Linked DNA regions of Homo sapiens: region 1 is linked to region 2. The links are chromatin loops, found by intact Hi-C in ENCODE. Cell type or tissue: gastrocnemius medialis. All regions are shown on one strand.

The links. A loop is a pair of places that touch in the nucleus more often than their neighbours do. Peaks named below come from ENCODE experiments on the same cell type or tissue, not always from the same donor. Only the 100,000 strongest peaks of a DNase experiment are listed, where the experiment ranks them.
Region 1: it touches region 2 in a loop (5-fold over the local background); 3 of 110 quality-filtered maps call a loop at or near these places.

What each region holds. Positions count from the first base shown.
Region 1 is chr4:88,336,466-88,344,465 of GRCh38, forward strand. It overlaps PPM1K-DT (PPM1K divergent transcript), which reads left to right. Exons shown (of 5, transcript NR_134238.1): 4 at 4,397-4,487; 5 at 4,838-5,192. Among named protein-coding and RNA genes, the nearest start is that of HERC6, 38 kb to the right of the region's middle. In gastrocnemius medialis, no CTCF peak of the experiment used is centred here; DNase peaks (open chromatin) are centred at 4,886 and 5,436; H3K27ac peaks cover 3,031 bases.
Region 2 is chr4:88,237,676-88,245,675 of GRCh38, forward strand. No RefSeq gene overlaps it. Among named protein-coding and RNA genes, the nearest start is that of PPM1K, 43 kb to the right of the region's middle. RefSeq lists an enhancer at 6,456-6,988. In gastrocnemius medialis, no CTCF peak of the experiment used is centred here; DNase peaks (open chromatin) are centred at 2,716, 4,696, 7,336, 7,646 and 1 weaker place; H3K4me3 peaks cover 1,062 bases; H3K27ac peaks cover 2,951 bases.

The DNA.
Region 1 (8,000 bases), 99 kb after region 2:
TCTACAAAAAATAAAACAAACAAAAAAATTAGCCAGGTGTGGCACTGCACATCTGTGGTCCTAGGTCTGTGGGAGGTTGAGATGGGAGGATTGTTTGAGCCTGGGAGGCAGAGGTTGCAGTGAGCTGTGATTGCACCACTGTACTCAAACCTGAGTGACAGAGTGAGACTGTGTCTCAAAGAAAAAAAAGGAGAAAGAAAGAAAGAGAGAGAAAAAGAAGGAAGGAAGGAAGGAAGGTAGGAAGGAAGGGAGTTTCTCAAAGAAGCTCTGCCTCACAATGACCCCCCTATTAAGTTCTCCTGATGTTGATGGTTATCCCTTTTCTAAGTGTGGGTCACCCCTAAGAAGACCACTTGCTAGTAGTCATGTGGTTCCAAAATCATGCCCCTTGATAAGGCCAAATCTATGCATACAAAACTGTAATACCCTCTTTGAAGAATCTTCTGTGAAAGTTTAGTCATTGAAGTTCTGTCTTGAGCAGGAGATGTCAACAAGCTGTAATCTTGGTACTTTGATTGTCTTCTCAGGCCCAGTTCCAGTTTGCTCCTTTCTTTCTTTCTTTTTTTTTTTTTTTTTGAGATGGGTTCTTGCTCTACCACCCAAGCTGGAGTGTGGTAGCACAATCATAGTTCATTGCAACCTTGAACTCCTGGGCTCAAAGGATCCTCCTGCCTCAGCCTCCCAAGTAGTTGGGCCCACAGCTGTTCACCATCACGTCCTAGTTTGCTCCATTTCAATTGTCTCCTTCTTTATGGTGCTACACAAGGGTAAAATAATAACAATAGCTGACATTTATTAGTCATTGGTGCTTGCTATTGTTAGGCACCATGCAAGGCATTCTTTGTATAATATTCTTACTTAGAAAAAAGAATCCTCTTAAGTCAATGCTACTATTATCCCTGTTTTACAGTTAAAACATGGACATTTAAAGAGATGAAGAAACTGCTTAATATTACATGGCCGGTGAGTGGTAGAAACAGATTTTGATACTCAGGTAGTCTGATGTCACAGCTCACACTTGGGTATATACTACATCACACTGCCTAGGTACAGTTAGTGATATTTTACTGATCCTAACTCAACTTCTCATCCAGTGAGATAAGTTCCAAAGACCATTTAAATTGTCTTCTTAAACTGCTAACCACATAGCGAACACAAATATCATACAACTGGGATTAGAGGGCAAAGTTATCCAAATTAAAAACAAGACTTATCTTGATTTGTGATTGGGCATATCATGAGTGCAGGCACAATGTAGATGCTCAATAAAACTTATTTATTGAATGAATAAATGGATCACACCAGTCACATCCTTATAAACCCTTTAATCAGATTATGAATATTTTTCCATACAATTTCTCCACAATTCAAGTTCCTCTTCAAAAATATAGAATAAGGAATTTTCTTCTTAATTCACACTCTATGGTCCAAACAATCAGATTATAAATGAACAATCTTGATATTCATTCATTCATTCCATAACTATTTCTTGACCAAGCTACAGTGTGTCTTGCTTTTTCCCTACTAGAGAATAGAACTCATTTTTTTCTCTAGTGACTATTCCATCTGGCCTCTCTTCTGTCTTTTCTCATAGAGAAGGCCTGTCATAGGTAGGCCTGTCCAGTACTTCTCCCTGGGATGCACCAGAGAGACATATGGACTTCACCTGTCATTGGTATCCGCAGCAAGCCTTTCTCTCCCAAGCCTAACCTACATTGTACTGCTACAGGTACTTTGCTGTAGATGCCATAGTGACTGTAATTTTTAGAAATGATTTCTCTCTACAGAGGGAAATTCTTTCATTATAATAAAAAAGTCATTTTCTATTATTATGAAAAAATACATATTCATTGCATAAAAAATTTTAAATCCCATGTAATCCCCCCAAATAACAATTGTGATAGATAATATTAAAAGAGTCTTACTGTATGTTAAGCATGACACGATAACAAAGTTACATTACCTTTTCAATTTTACTTATGAGAAAAATCCAGGAAATTGAAGGGGGCTGCTTTAGATCCTCAGCTGGTAAATGAGAGTCTGAATGTATACTCAGGTCTATCCACTTCAAAAACCAGCATTCTCTACCACTGACGACATCATCTTAAAGGCCAATTAGTATTCTGATGTACAGAGGCACTTAGTGCCTTCTCTCTTATTGGATATTTAGGTTGTTTTTAATTTTTTAATATTAGAATTAGCACTTCAATGAACATTAAAGTTAAACATTTTCTTTGAAGGAAAAATAGTGTTATTGTTCCTTTCAGAATGCATAAATAATATATGCTTACTCTCTTAGTCCATTCAGGCTGCTAAAACAAAATACCTTACACTGGGCAATTTACAAATGACAGAAATGTATTGCTCACAATTCTGGAGGCTGGGAAGTCCAAGATCAAGGCACCAGCAGATTTGGTGTCTGGTGAGGGCCCATTCTTCGTAGATGGTGCCTTCTGTGTGTCCCCACATGGCAGCAGGGGCAAACAAACTCTCCTTGGTCTCTTTTATAAGAGCATTAATTCCCTTCATGAAGGTGAACGCCTCATGATTTAATCACTTCCCAAAGGCCCCACCTCTTAATACCATCACATTGGATATTAGGTTCTAATAACTGTAACCTCAAGTTTACAGTTTGCCAACCTAGGCCAAAGGTAGGGAAAGTATGGCCCATGAGCCAGATCAGGCCTGCTTTCCTCCCCTCTTATTTTTGTATAGCCTCTGAGCTAAGAATAGATTTTTATATTTTTCACTGATTATAAACAGTCAATGAAAAAAATACTTTGTAACACATGAAAATTATATGAAATTCAAATTTGAAAGCACAAACTGTTTTTCACCGTTGCACACTTCTGTGACCAGATGTGTAAAGGTTTTTCTCCACATACTAAGCAAATCTCCAGTGGACGCCAACTGAGTGTCTTATAATTCAATTTAATTCTGATACTATCCACCTGAAGATAGCATCAGACCCTACAGGTTAAGGGCCCAGTCCCACAAGACTGCCCGCACTCCAGATACCAATTAAAAGCCCCAGGTTGTAGGGCCAGGTGTGATGACGTACGCCTGTAATCCCAGCACTTTGGGAGGCCAAGGCAGGTGGATCACTTGATGTCAGGAATTCGAGACCAGCCTGGCTAACATGGTGAAATCCCGTCTCTACTAAAAATACAAAAAATTAGCTGGGCGTGGTGGCAAGCACCTGTCATCCCAGCTACTCAGGAGGCTGAGGCAGGAGAACTGCTTGAACCCGGGAGGTGGAGGTTGCGGTGAGCCAACATCACGCCATTGCACTCCAGCCTGGGGGACAAGAGTGAAACGCTGTCTCAAAACAAACAAACAAAAAAAAAAAACAAAGAAAGCCCCAGGTTGTTATTTGTGCTTCTGACTGGCTATAAATCAAGGTTCCCTCAACCACCTCTTCAGGTTTGATTAATTTGCTAGTGGCTCACAGAATCCAGGGAAACACTTTAGTTACATTTAATGGTTTATTATAAAGAATAGTACAGGCCAGGCATGGTGGCTCTTGCCGGTAATCCCAGTACTTTTGAGGTTGAGGTGGGCAGATCACTTGAGGTCAGGAGTTCAAGACCAGCCTGGACAACATAGTGAAAGCCTGTCTCTACGAAAAATACAAAAACTAGCTGGGTGTGGTGGCGCGTGCCTGTAATCCCAGCTACTCTGGAGGCTGAGGCAGAAGAATCGCTTGAACCTGGGAGGCAGAGGTTGCAGTGAGCCGAGATTGCACCACTGCACTCATGGTGCAGTGACAAAGTTAGAATCCATCTCAAAAATAAATAAATAAATAGTATAAAGGATGCAGATGAATAGCCAGATGGAAATGATGAATAGGGCAAGGTATGTGAAAAAGGGCACAGAGCTTCTATGCCCTCTTCGGATATACCACCTCCAGGCACCTCCATGAGTTCAGCTATCTAGAAGCTTTTCCAACTCAGTCCTTTTGGGTAATTATGGTCATTATGTAGACATGACTGATTATGGTTATAGTAATCGAAGGGGATTATTTCCAAGACTCCCACAGATACTAAAATCTAGGTCCTACAGTTGACCATTGGTGATCAGCTCAACCTTCAGCTTGTCTCCCCTCCCTAGAGATTAAGAAATGTGGCTAAAAGTTCCAACTCTCTAATCATGCCCTAGTTTTTCTGACCAATCCCCATCCTGAAGCTATTTAGGGGCCACCAGTCATCTCATTAGTGTACAAAAGATACTCTTACCACTCTAGAAATGCCTCATATTTTAGGAGCTGTATGATGGGAACCAGGGCAGAAATTAAATATAGATTTTTAAAAATTATACCACAGTATAAATAGTTTTATTGGAACACAGCTATGCTCATTCATTTACGTATTATGTGGATATTTTCATGCTACCATAGCAGAGCTGAATAATTGTATTGGAGAATGTGTGGCCCACAAAGCTTGACTATCTGGCCCTATACAGAAGAAGTTTGCTGATCTCTGACTTAGGTAACTGATGTACTTCTCTTATTGCTATTAAATGGGCAGGGTAAATATTAAAAATACCTATATTTTAGGGTGGGAGAAAAAAATTAACAGCTAAGGAATTTGGGGGCGTATTTAAGGCCATATTGGAAAGGTACATATGTTAATTATTCCCTCCATACAAAAATGACTTTGATATTCAGATTTTAATAATTATCAGATAGCTATAATATGTGGAGTGATGGGAAGTAACATTTTGGACAGATTGCAGTTAGGAAACAGACCCTGGTCAGAAGGTCTTAGACAAAAATCTTAGCATCAAGCTCAGATTATTCCTTCCTGCTTCATTTGTGTTCTCCTCACAATGCTTTCAGCTGCCTAGGAATAGCCAGGCAACCAGCTGCTACTTTGAGCACCCGGCTAAAATAAGCAGAGACAACTGGAAGGCTTGATGTGAAAAAGAGCTGTTGAAGTGTACACAAGCAAGCTGACTGCCTTATGACTAATACTTGACAGAACCCAGCAAGAGGATATGAGATTGCAGATGGATGACCTCAATCCTGAACAGAAAGGCGTGCATGATAATGGAGAGAAAAAAGCCAATGGGGAAAAAAAACCCACCACTATTTTTTTAATAGCCTAACACACACACAAAAAACTGGTTTTCCTTTTTCTGTAATGTGTCTGTAGAGCTGGCTATTCTGATTAAAGTTGCCCTTGAAAAAGCAATTAACTTAAGAGTCTTACTGGAAGTTAAAAATCCCAAGGGGCAGGAAAAATGAGTGTATGGGAAGCCCAGTCAACAGGTCAGAAGGTACAGCTGGGAGGTTTTAGCATTACGTACCGTGTGTTTTTCGTTTAAGGGAGAAGCTTATTTGCTCACTGCTATAGTTTGGATGTTTGTCCCCTTCAAATCTTGTGATGGAATCTGATCCCCAGTGTTGGAAGTGGGGCCTAATGGGAGGTGTTTGGGTCATGGGAGCAGATCCCTCATAAATAGATTAATGCTCTGTCTGGGAGGGTGGGTGCGGGGTACGAGTTCTCACTTTATTAGTTCCTGTGAAAGCTGGTTGTTAAAAAGAACCTAGCACCTCCCCTTTCACTTCAGTGGCAAAGTACACTCCAATACTTTCACCCTGATGAAGTCCTATTCTTTAGTTTTATACTTACTCTTATTCTTGTTCCCGTTCTTATGCCACCCTCTACCTCTCCCCAGCTATCTCTACCACACTATCAATCTCACTCTCTCCTAGCCATTTCTAATCCTTCTTTAACAAACAATTGCTGGCTTTGCATTTCTCTTTCCTCCAAAACTGCCAAGGCCTTGACTTACTGCTGAAAAAGGAGGACTCTGTATATTTTTAAATGAGCAGTGTTGTTTTTACCTAAATAAATCTGGCCTGGTGTATGACAACATAAAAAAACTCAAGGATAGAGCCCAAAAACTCGCCAACCAAGCAAGTAATTACTTGCTTGGGCACTCTCTAATTTGATGTCCTGAGTCCTCCCAATTCTTAGTCCTTTAATACCTATTTTTCTCCTTCTCTTATTCAGACCTTGTGTCTTCCGTTTAGTTTCTAAATTCATACAAAACCATATCCAGGCCATCACCAATCATTCTATATGACAAATGCTCCTCCTAACAACCCCACAATATCACCCCTTACCATAAAATCTTCCTTCAGCTTAATCTCTCCCACTCTAGGTTCCCACGCCAACCCTAATCCCGCTGGAAGCAGCCCTGAGAGACATCGCCCATTATCTCTCCATACCACCCCTAAAAATTTTCGTTGTCTCAACACTTCAGCACTATTTTATGTTATTTTTCTTATTAATATAAGAAGACAGGAATGTCAGGCCTCTGAGTCCAAGCTAAGCCATCATATCCCCTGTGACCTGCACATATACATCCAGATGGCCTGAAGCAAGTGAAACATCACAAAAGAAGTGAAAATGGCTGGTTCATGCCTTAACTGATGACATTGCACCATTGTGATTTGATCCTGCCCCACCTTAACTGATCAATTAACCTTGTGAAATTCCTTCTCCTGGCTCAGAAGCTCCCCCACTGAGCACCTTGTGACCCCCACCCCTGCCCACAAGACAACAACCCCCTTTGACTGTAACTTTCCACTAACCACCCAAATCCTATAAAACTGCCCCACCCCTATCTTCCTTGCTGACTATCTTTCCGGAGTCAGCCCGCCTGCACCCAGGTGATTAAAAAGCTTTATTGCTCAAACAAAGCCTGTTCGGTGGTCTCTTCACACAGATGCGCATGACACTATGGTTTTGCTTTCTGAGGTTTCAGTTACTTGCAGTTGACCATGTTCCAAAAAATATTAAGTAAATTACCCAGAAATAACAATTCATAAGTTTTAAATTGTACTCCATTCTGAGTAGCATGGCGAAATCTTATGCTGTCTGGCTCTGTCCCATTGGGTACATGAATGATTTCTTTGTCCCGTGTATCCACGCTGTTTAAGGTGGTGGTACCTGCCTGTGAGTCACTTGGCAGCCCTGTTATTTAACAGTTGGACAGTCACAGTATCTCAGTGTTTGTGTTAAGGGAACCCTTCTTTTACTTAAGAATGGCCCCAAAGTGCAAGAGTAGTGATGCTTGCAATTCAGAGATGCCAAAGAGCAGCTGGAAAGTGTTTCCTTTAATTGAAAAGGTAAGTTTTTTACTTAATAAGAAAAAAAATTATGTGCTGATGTTACCATGATCTATAGTAAAAATGAATCTTGTAGCTGTGAAATTGTGAAAAAGGAAGAAGAAATTTATGCCAGTTTTGCTGTCACACCTCATCCCGCAAGGGGTGCAATGCATTATGGCTGCCATGTGTGATATTACGAGATAAAAAATAGTTCATGGGTGTCAACCTTCCACCCTGCGCTCAGCTCTGCTAGGTATTCTAAGGATTTACAGAGGCTAAGAAATCTCATACAGAACATAATATGTACACATAGAAAGCACAGAGAAACAATGACACACTAGCATTGAGAACTCAGTGGAATGTTACTGACAAGTGCAGTAGGAGTTCAGCAAAGAAGAGGAGGCCACTATAGGCAGGTGGAGTCAGAAAAGGGGAATGACCTTGTGGGGTCACTGGAATTTGGATCTGTGGAGAGAAGGGGAGGAGAGTTTCTAAAGAGAAGAGTGACAAGACCAGAAGCAGGTACAAAACCATGAACCTGGTTTGTTTAGAGGACAGTGAGGAGATCTTTCTGGTTGACTGTTTAGAGGTGGGAAGGCCAAACCGAGGAATTATGTCTGACAGAAGGGAAGAAATGACCATGGTGGCCTTCTCAGACTCTGTGGGAAAGGCCTCTACCTATCCAGTGAAAGTGTCTACCCAGACCAAGAGGTATTTTAGTTTCCTGACTCGGGGCATGTGAGTAAAATCAATTTGCCAGTCCTGGGCAGGGGCAAATTCTTGAGCTTGATGTGTAGGGAAGAGAGGGGGCCTGAGAAATTCCTGAGGAGTAGTAGAATAGTAGATGGAACATTGAGAAGTGATTTTTTGAGGATGGATT
Region 2 (8,000 bases):
ATCTGTTGTATGTTTTTTGATTTGAAGTTACTGTGCAGCTTGCAAATACTATCTTATAACCCACGATTTTAAGCGGATAACAACACTGCTTGTTTAAACAAACAAGCAAAGAGAATAATAAAGACCAATAGTCTACTCCTTAATTTCATCTGCCAACTTTTAAACTTTTTGTTGTTTCTGTTTATATCTCATTTTACCGTCTATGTCTTGAAAGCTTGTTGTAGTTATTTTTTTATTGGTTCATCTTTTTAGTATTTCTACTTAAGATTGGAGTAGTTAAGTCTACACTTACAGTGTTATAATATTCTGTGTTTTTCTGTGGCGTTACTATAATATTACCAGTAAGTTTTGTACCTTCAGATGATTTCTTCTTGCTCATTACTGTTCTTTTCTTTCTGATTGAAGTACTGTCTTTAGCATTTCTTGTAGTACAGGTCTAATGTTAATGAAATCCCTCAGCTTTTGTTTGTCTGGAAAAGTATTTCTTTTTCATACTTGAAGGACATTTTTGCCAGATATACTATTCTAGTGTAAGAGTTTTTTTACATAAGCACTTCAAATATGTTATGCCACTCTCTCCTGGCCTGTACAGTTTCCACTGAAAAGTCTGCTGCCAGACTTATTGGCACTTCATTGTATGTTACTTGTTTCTTTTCTCTTGCTGCTTTTTGAATCTTTCCTTTATTTTTGATCTTTGGGAGTTTGATTATTAAATGCCTTGAGATGTTCTTCTTTGGGTTAAATCTGATTGGTGTTATATAATCTTATATTTGGTTATCAATAACTTTCTGTGGGTTTTGGAAGTTCTGTGTTATTCCTTTGGATAAACTTTCTATCCCTATCTCTTTCTCTAGCTCCTTTTTAAGGCCAATAACTCTTAGGTTTGCCCCTTTAAGGCTAATTTCTAGATCTTCTAGGCATACTTTATATTTTTTTATTCTTTTGTTTCCTCTGACTGTATATTTTCAAGTAGCCTGTCTTCAAGCTCACTGATGCTTTCTTCTGTTTTGATTTATTCTGCTGGTGAAAGACTGATGCATTCTTCACCATGTCAATTCCATTTTTCAACTCCAAAATTTCTGCTAGATTCTTTCTAATTATTTCAATTTCTTTGTTAAACTTATCTGACAGAATTCTAAATTCCTTTTCTGTGTTATCTTGAATTTCTTTGCATTCCCCCAAACAGCTATTTTGAATTATCTGTCTGAAAGGTCATATATCTCTGCTTCTCCAGGATTGTTCCCTGTTCCCTTATTTAGTTCATTTGGTGAGGTCATGTTTTCCTGGAAGGTCTTGATGCTTGTGGATGTTCATTGGCGTTTGGGCATTGAAGAGTCAGATATCTATGGTAGTCTCTGCACTCTTTCCAGGCATTTAAAAAGACTTGGGTGTTGAGATCTAAGACATATCTACATTAGGGGGCATCTCAAGCCCAGTAACACTATGGTTCTTCCAGACTCATAGAGGTACTGCCTTGATAATCTTGAATAATATTTGGAATAATTCTCTGGATTACCAGGCAGATTCTTGTTTCTTTCCTTACTTTCTTCCAAGCAAATGGAGTCTGTCTTTCTGTGATGAGCTGTCTGGAGCTGGGGGTGGGGTGACACAAGCACCCCTGTGGCCACCACCACTGGGACTGAGTTGGGACAGACCTGAAGCTGGCACAGCACTGAGTCTCACCCAAGGCCTGTTGTAACCAGTACCTGGCTACTGCCTATGTTCACTCGAGGCCCTAGGGCTCTGCAATCAGCAGGTGGTAAAGCCAGCGAGATTTGTGTCCTTCTCTTCAGGGCAGCAAGTTCCCCTAGACCCTATTCTTTTCCAGAGATGCCATCCATGAACTAGGGACTAGAGTCAAAAATCTTAGTAATCTACCTGGTGCTCTATTCTACCACAGCTGAGCTAGCACACAAGTTATGTGACACAGTTATTTCTACGCTTTCCTCACCTTTCTACAGGCAGAGGAAACTCACCCATGGCCATCACCTCCACAGGCCCAAGGGGAGTGCTGCCGGGCTACCACCGAGGTTCACTAAGGCCCAAGGGCTCTTCAGTCAGCTTATGCTGAAGGCTGCCAGGTCTGGGACTCACTCTTCAGGGAAATGGTCCACCTTCTGGCCCAGGGAAGGCTTAGAAATTCCATCTAAGAGCCAAGGCCTCTAATTAGGGGCCCCAAGAGCCCACTTGTTACTCTACCCCACTGTTGCTGAGCTGGTACCTAAGGTGCAAGATCAAGTCCTCTTTACTTTTCCCTCAGCTTTTTTCAAGCAAAAGGAGTCTCTCACCATAGCCACCATAGCTGGGACTGTGCTGGTTCACATCTAAAGCCAGCATATCTCTGAGTCTTACCCAAGGCCCATGGCAAGTACTGCCTGGGTGCTGCTGCTGATTATTCAGGGCCCAAGGTCTCTTTAATCAGCAGGTGATGATTCCTCCCAGGATAGGTCCTTCCTTTCAAGGCAGTGGATTCCCTTCTGGCCTAAGGTATGTCTAGAAATACTGTCTGGGAACTAGGGCCTGGAATGGGGGCCTAATGACCCTGACTAGTGCCCTATCCTACTGCGGCTGAGTTGGTATCCAAGTTGCAAGACAAATTCCTCTTTACTCTTTCCTCTCCTCTCCTCAAGCAGAAGTAAGGCTTCTCCTTTGCAGCTGAGGGCTGTGCTGCCTGGTGTTTTGGGAGGGGTAGTGCAAGCACTCCTGTAGTTGCCCTGGCTGGTGTCTCAGTAGGTCACATGTCCCTCATGTCCACTGGCTACACGCCCAACTCAGCACTAAGACTTGTGTAGGAGTTGCAGTCCTTATTGCCTAAACTGCCTTTCAAGTTTATTTAGGGCCCCAGAGCATTTTAGGTCATAATGATGAGACTTGCTGGAACTCAAGTTCTGACTGTTGGGATGGGCCATTCCCCTCTGGCTAGGGCTAGTCTCAGTGCTCCCTCAATGGGCAGGCATCATTTGAGTTCAGCCCAGTTTTGCTTTCTGTTGTGACAGGGCAGCTTTGAGTTCAATGCCTCTCACAATCACTGCACTGTCCCTCTCCCAAGTGCACAGATTCTCTCTCTGCACCTACGGCCATCGCCAGAGGATAGGGGTGGGGTGCCATCAGCAATTCAAGACTGTCTTTCTTGCCCTCTTCAGTGCCTCTGTCAGCAATATGAAGTTAAAACCAGGCACTGTGAGTGCTCACCTGATTTTTCATTCTTAGGAAGGTGCTTTATTTTATATTATTTCTTTCATGACTGCCTTGCCTGAAGAAAGATGCTTTTTATGTATAGATAGTTATTAAATTTGGTGTTCCTCTCTGGGGACAATCAGTGGAGCCTTCTATTCACCCATATTGCTCTGCCCTCTCTCTCTGATTTTTTTTTTTGTTTTTTAAAAAATGGGGTTTCACTCTGTTGTCCATGCTAAAGTGCTGTGGCATTATCACAGCTCACTGCAGCTTCAACCTCCGGAGCTCAAGCACACCTCAGCCTCCCAAGTAGCAGGGACCACAGGTTTGCACCACCATGCCTGGCTAGTTTTTTAAATGTTTGACATTTTTTATACAGATGGGGTCTCATGTTGGCCAGGCTGGTCCCAAACTCCTGGGCTAAAGCAATCTTTCCACCTCAGCTTCCCAAAGTGCTGATATTACAGGCATGAGCCAATGCACCTGGCCAGGGTTTTGTAAATATGAGGATCATTTTTTCATTTGGTAAGACTCCCTCTTTCCTCATGGTAGTATTTGCACTTTAAGTATCCCGGAAGAGAAAGTACAAAATGCCAATAACAACATAGATAACTCTTTAAAATAAACATATTTTAATCACACAACATAAATCTACATACATTTGAAATATGTGTGAGATTATTCTTTTTCCCCCCAGAAATGGGGTTTTGCTATGTTGCTCAGGCTGGTCTCAAACTCCTAGCCTCAAGCAATCCTCCCACCTCAGCTTCCCTAGTAGCTGGGATTACAGGCATGCCCCACTATACCTGGCAGATTATTCTTTATTCCAGGTAGAAACCAAGTTTAGACAAACCTTGGTATGAAATTTCTGCCATTTCTGTGGATATATCTAAACTTCTTTTATTATTTATTTGTTTATTTATTTATTTATTTATTCATTTTTTGAGAGAGAGTCTAGCTCTGTTGCCCAGGCTAGAATGCAGTGGCATGATCTTGGGTCACTGCAACCTCCACTTCCTGGGTTCAAGCGATTCTCCTGCCTTAGCCTCCAAAATAGCTGGGATTACAGACATGCACCACCACACCTAGCTAATTTTTATATTTTTAGTCGAGACGGGGTTTCACCATGTTTACCAGGCTAGTCTCGAATTCCTGACCTCAGGTGATCCACCTGCCTTGGTCTCCCAAAGTGCTGGGATTACAGGCGTGAGCCACTGCACCCGGCCTAGTGATACACTTAAAAGAAGTTCTGATACAGCTATAGAGGTGGTAAGACTTTTATTCTAAGATTTTTTCTAAACAAAATAAAGCTAACCTGCAAATACAGTTTTAAAGATAATTAACACATATTGAAAGTAAATAACTATGTTTCTAAGGATCAGCTAGGCACTGTTCAGGAGAAAAAGGGGTGATTTCTGCCCTCCAGGGTTGGTGTCAAGGTTGAGTTGACAAGACTAACACACATGACCTGAAAAGTGTTGGCTGAATGCCATATTGGTTCAGGCTGTAGGTAATTGGAGAAGGGAGCGCAGTGTGGGATGAGGCAAGTTGTGATATTAGATCCTCACTTTCTACTGATGTAGACTTCATGCCAACTTGGCCAAGATGACCAAGTGAACTCAGCAAAGCTGAGAGAAACTGGGCTCCAGCTCTCATGATTTCCATCTATTCCAGAATAATAAATGTTAGATAAATCCTTCGTTAAGAAGTAACCAAAGACTTTTTTTCCTTTGGGGCAAATCTAAATGATTCCAATTTAGAAAACACATACTTTTTTTTCTGACAGAAGATAACACAAGCTTTAATTTTCAAATTTCCTCCCATGTTTCATGTGAAGGAGTTAAGGTCATGCTGCCCCAAAATATGCTGCTTTGGCATGTTAACTATTTTGAGCTGAAGGCACTTGAGAAAGAGCTGACGCAGGAAGGGCTCTCTGACCTCCCCTTTTCTATTTAAGAATAGGCCATAAAACTTCCCATGAGGAAGGTGCCCTCCTTATACCAGAAAGACAAGAAATCCTTATCACCAGAGACTGGGAATCGACATTGAAATGGATCTGCATAAACAAACTTAATAAATAATCCTTATATCTTACTAGTTTTACCCCCATTCATATATCTCCCAGTCATTTCCCCACAATTTATTACCTCCAGTCCAAACCCCTTTATCTTGTTATTTCTTCATAAATGTATAATTTCTTTGTCAAAAATGTTTAGAAAGATTTCTGCTCTAGTCACTTCTTTAGAGCGTCATGTGAAAGCCCATGTACATGTAAAAATTTAATAAAGCTTGTCTACTTTTCTCCTGTTTATCCATCTTATGTCTGTTTAATTCTTAGTCCCAACCAGAGAATCTGAGAAGGTAGAGGATAATGTGTTTCCTCCTCAACAGATGTAACACGTTATTTTATGTTATTAAATATACTATTAAGACCATTGTAATTCAATATAGAAAGGTAGAAAAGAAAGGAAAGAAGGAAAAACTAGAACCTAAATGCTTATCTCCAAGGGTACGAGTAAATAAAATGCAGCAAATGCATACAATAGAATGTTATGCAACAGTTTGAGATAGAAATACATGTGCTATATTGACAAAGACCTCCAATACATATTAATTGAAAACAGCAAGCTGCTAATTAACACAGGGCATATAAATTCATTGATATTAAAAGACACACACAGACAGACACACATACACACACCTCACAGAACAAAAATATATATTTCTGTATGTATCTAGTATTCATTTATTTACAAAATCACCTAGAAGAAACTCTGAAAGACATGCCCCCAAATGGCAACAATCTCTGGGAAGTATGGCATTGGGAGGCAGGATGCAAATATACATCTCTATTATTTAAAGACTTCCCATCCTTTGAGCTGGAGCTGCAAGGTAAAAATAATAACAAATAAATAACAAAAAAGATTTCCCAATAGATATTCATGTATTTCCCTGTCTTTCTTAGGGTCAAAATCAAAGAGGGCTGGGTACAGTGGCTCATGCCACTAATCCCAGCACTTTGGGAGGCCAAGGTGGGCAGATCACTTGAGCTCAGGAGTTCAAGACCAGCCTGGGCAACACTGATGGTGGCGGTGGCCTGCCTGGAGTAGCCACTGTGAGGATACCAGCTGCAGGGAGGGAGGCATAGCCAGGGCTGCATGCACCACGGAACCGGCGGGGCCGGGAACAGCTGATCCCAGCAAAAGCCCCATGCCCTACGGAGTTGGTTGGGTGGTTGGGTGGGAGCCCATGCTCCCGGGTGCAGCTGCAGCCGCCCAGCCATGGCTCTGGACCCAGGCATGCCTGTACTCTCAGGGCCCTGGGAAGCCCTGCAGGCTCTCACTCCCTGTCCTCTTCCCGCTCTCAGCACCCGCCCCCATGGCAGAGCAAAGCTGCGGACGTATCCTGTTAACTGAGCCCAGGTGCTGTTGTGACCCGGCCAGGTGTGCACACACTTGGGGCAGCACTGACACACCACCGCCCTGCCACCGCCACCTCAGCCCCCTCCAGAAACTGGTTCTGAGGCTGAAACTTTGGGTGCCAACGAGTACGGGAGGGAGGCCTGGGGGGCTGAGGGTGGCTTGGGGCGGGCCTAAGGATGCCCCTTGCGCAGACAGCCTGGGTGCCATGGATAGCATGTTGTTGGTGGTGGGCGACAGGCAGGTTCCTTCCGTGGGAAGGGGCGGGTCCCCTGGAGCCTGGGGGCTGGGCTATCAGTTCTGGACAAAGTCTCCCACCCACAGTGAGAACTTCCTTGATACCTTTTGGCAAATCAAGTGGTGCTTTTTCCAGGCATGCCCATGGACCAATCAGCACACACTTCCTCCATTTTGAGCATTTCCTCCATTCTGAGCCTGTAAAATCCCTGGAGTCAGCCAGACTCAAGACACTCAGGACGACCTGCCTCTGAATAGGAGCTACCCACTTCTGGTCTCCTCTCTCCTGAGAGCTGTACCGCTGCTCAATAAAGCTCCTCTGCCTTGCTCACCCTCTAGCTGTCTGCATAACTCCATTTTTCCTGGAAGCAGGACAAGAACCCAGGACCCGCTGAATGGCAGGAGCAAAAGGAGCTGTAACACTTTCCTAGCTGGCTCCCGAGCTGTGGCAGGAGCTAAAGGGGCTGTAACACTATAGCCCTTCTGCCCTCCATGGGCACCAGGCAGCTGTCCCATGTGACAGGAAGCAGTGGTGGGGTGGGGCCAGCCCAGGAGCCCCGAGCTGAAGCAGGGCAGTGGGACTGAAAGAGCCGCAACACAAACGGGCTGAAACACCCTCCCCACCTTCCCCCGCCCCCAACCCCCGTCACCCCACCTCACCTTACTGGGACGAGGAGGAAAGAAGAGAGGGCTCTCCTTCTGGGAGCCCAGACCTCAGGGCTCCCTGAGTCAGAGCTCGACATGCTGTAATACTCTTTTTGGGACTCTGCGGTTCCTGGCATCTCTGAGCTTTTGGGCGCCACCTGTTCCCCTCGTCCAGACACTGGTGCCTGCAGTGGAAGCCCATTGCAATACATCTGGTCTAGCCGCATCCTCGCACAGAGCCAGTGCTTGTGTTGATGCCTGGAGCTTCCTGCCCTGCCACAGCAGCCAGCCTGCCTGGCTATGCACAGTGGCCAGACTCCACGCTCGCTCGCTGACACAACCCACACCCCTGCCACTTCATGCCTGGCTTGCTCTTGGCATGCATGGGATCCAGGCTGGTAGCACCAGCCAAGATCAGCCTGCCAGGCCAAGTGGGCGATCCCAGTGAGCATAAGCAAAACTCAAGCATAAGTGCCACCAGCCACAGACGCTTCTGGCTGGTGAAGCCACACCCTAAGGATC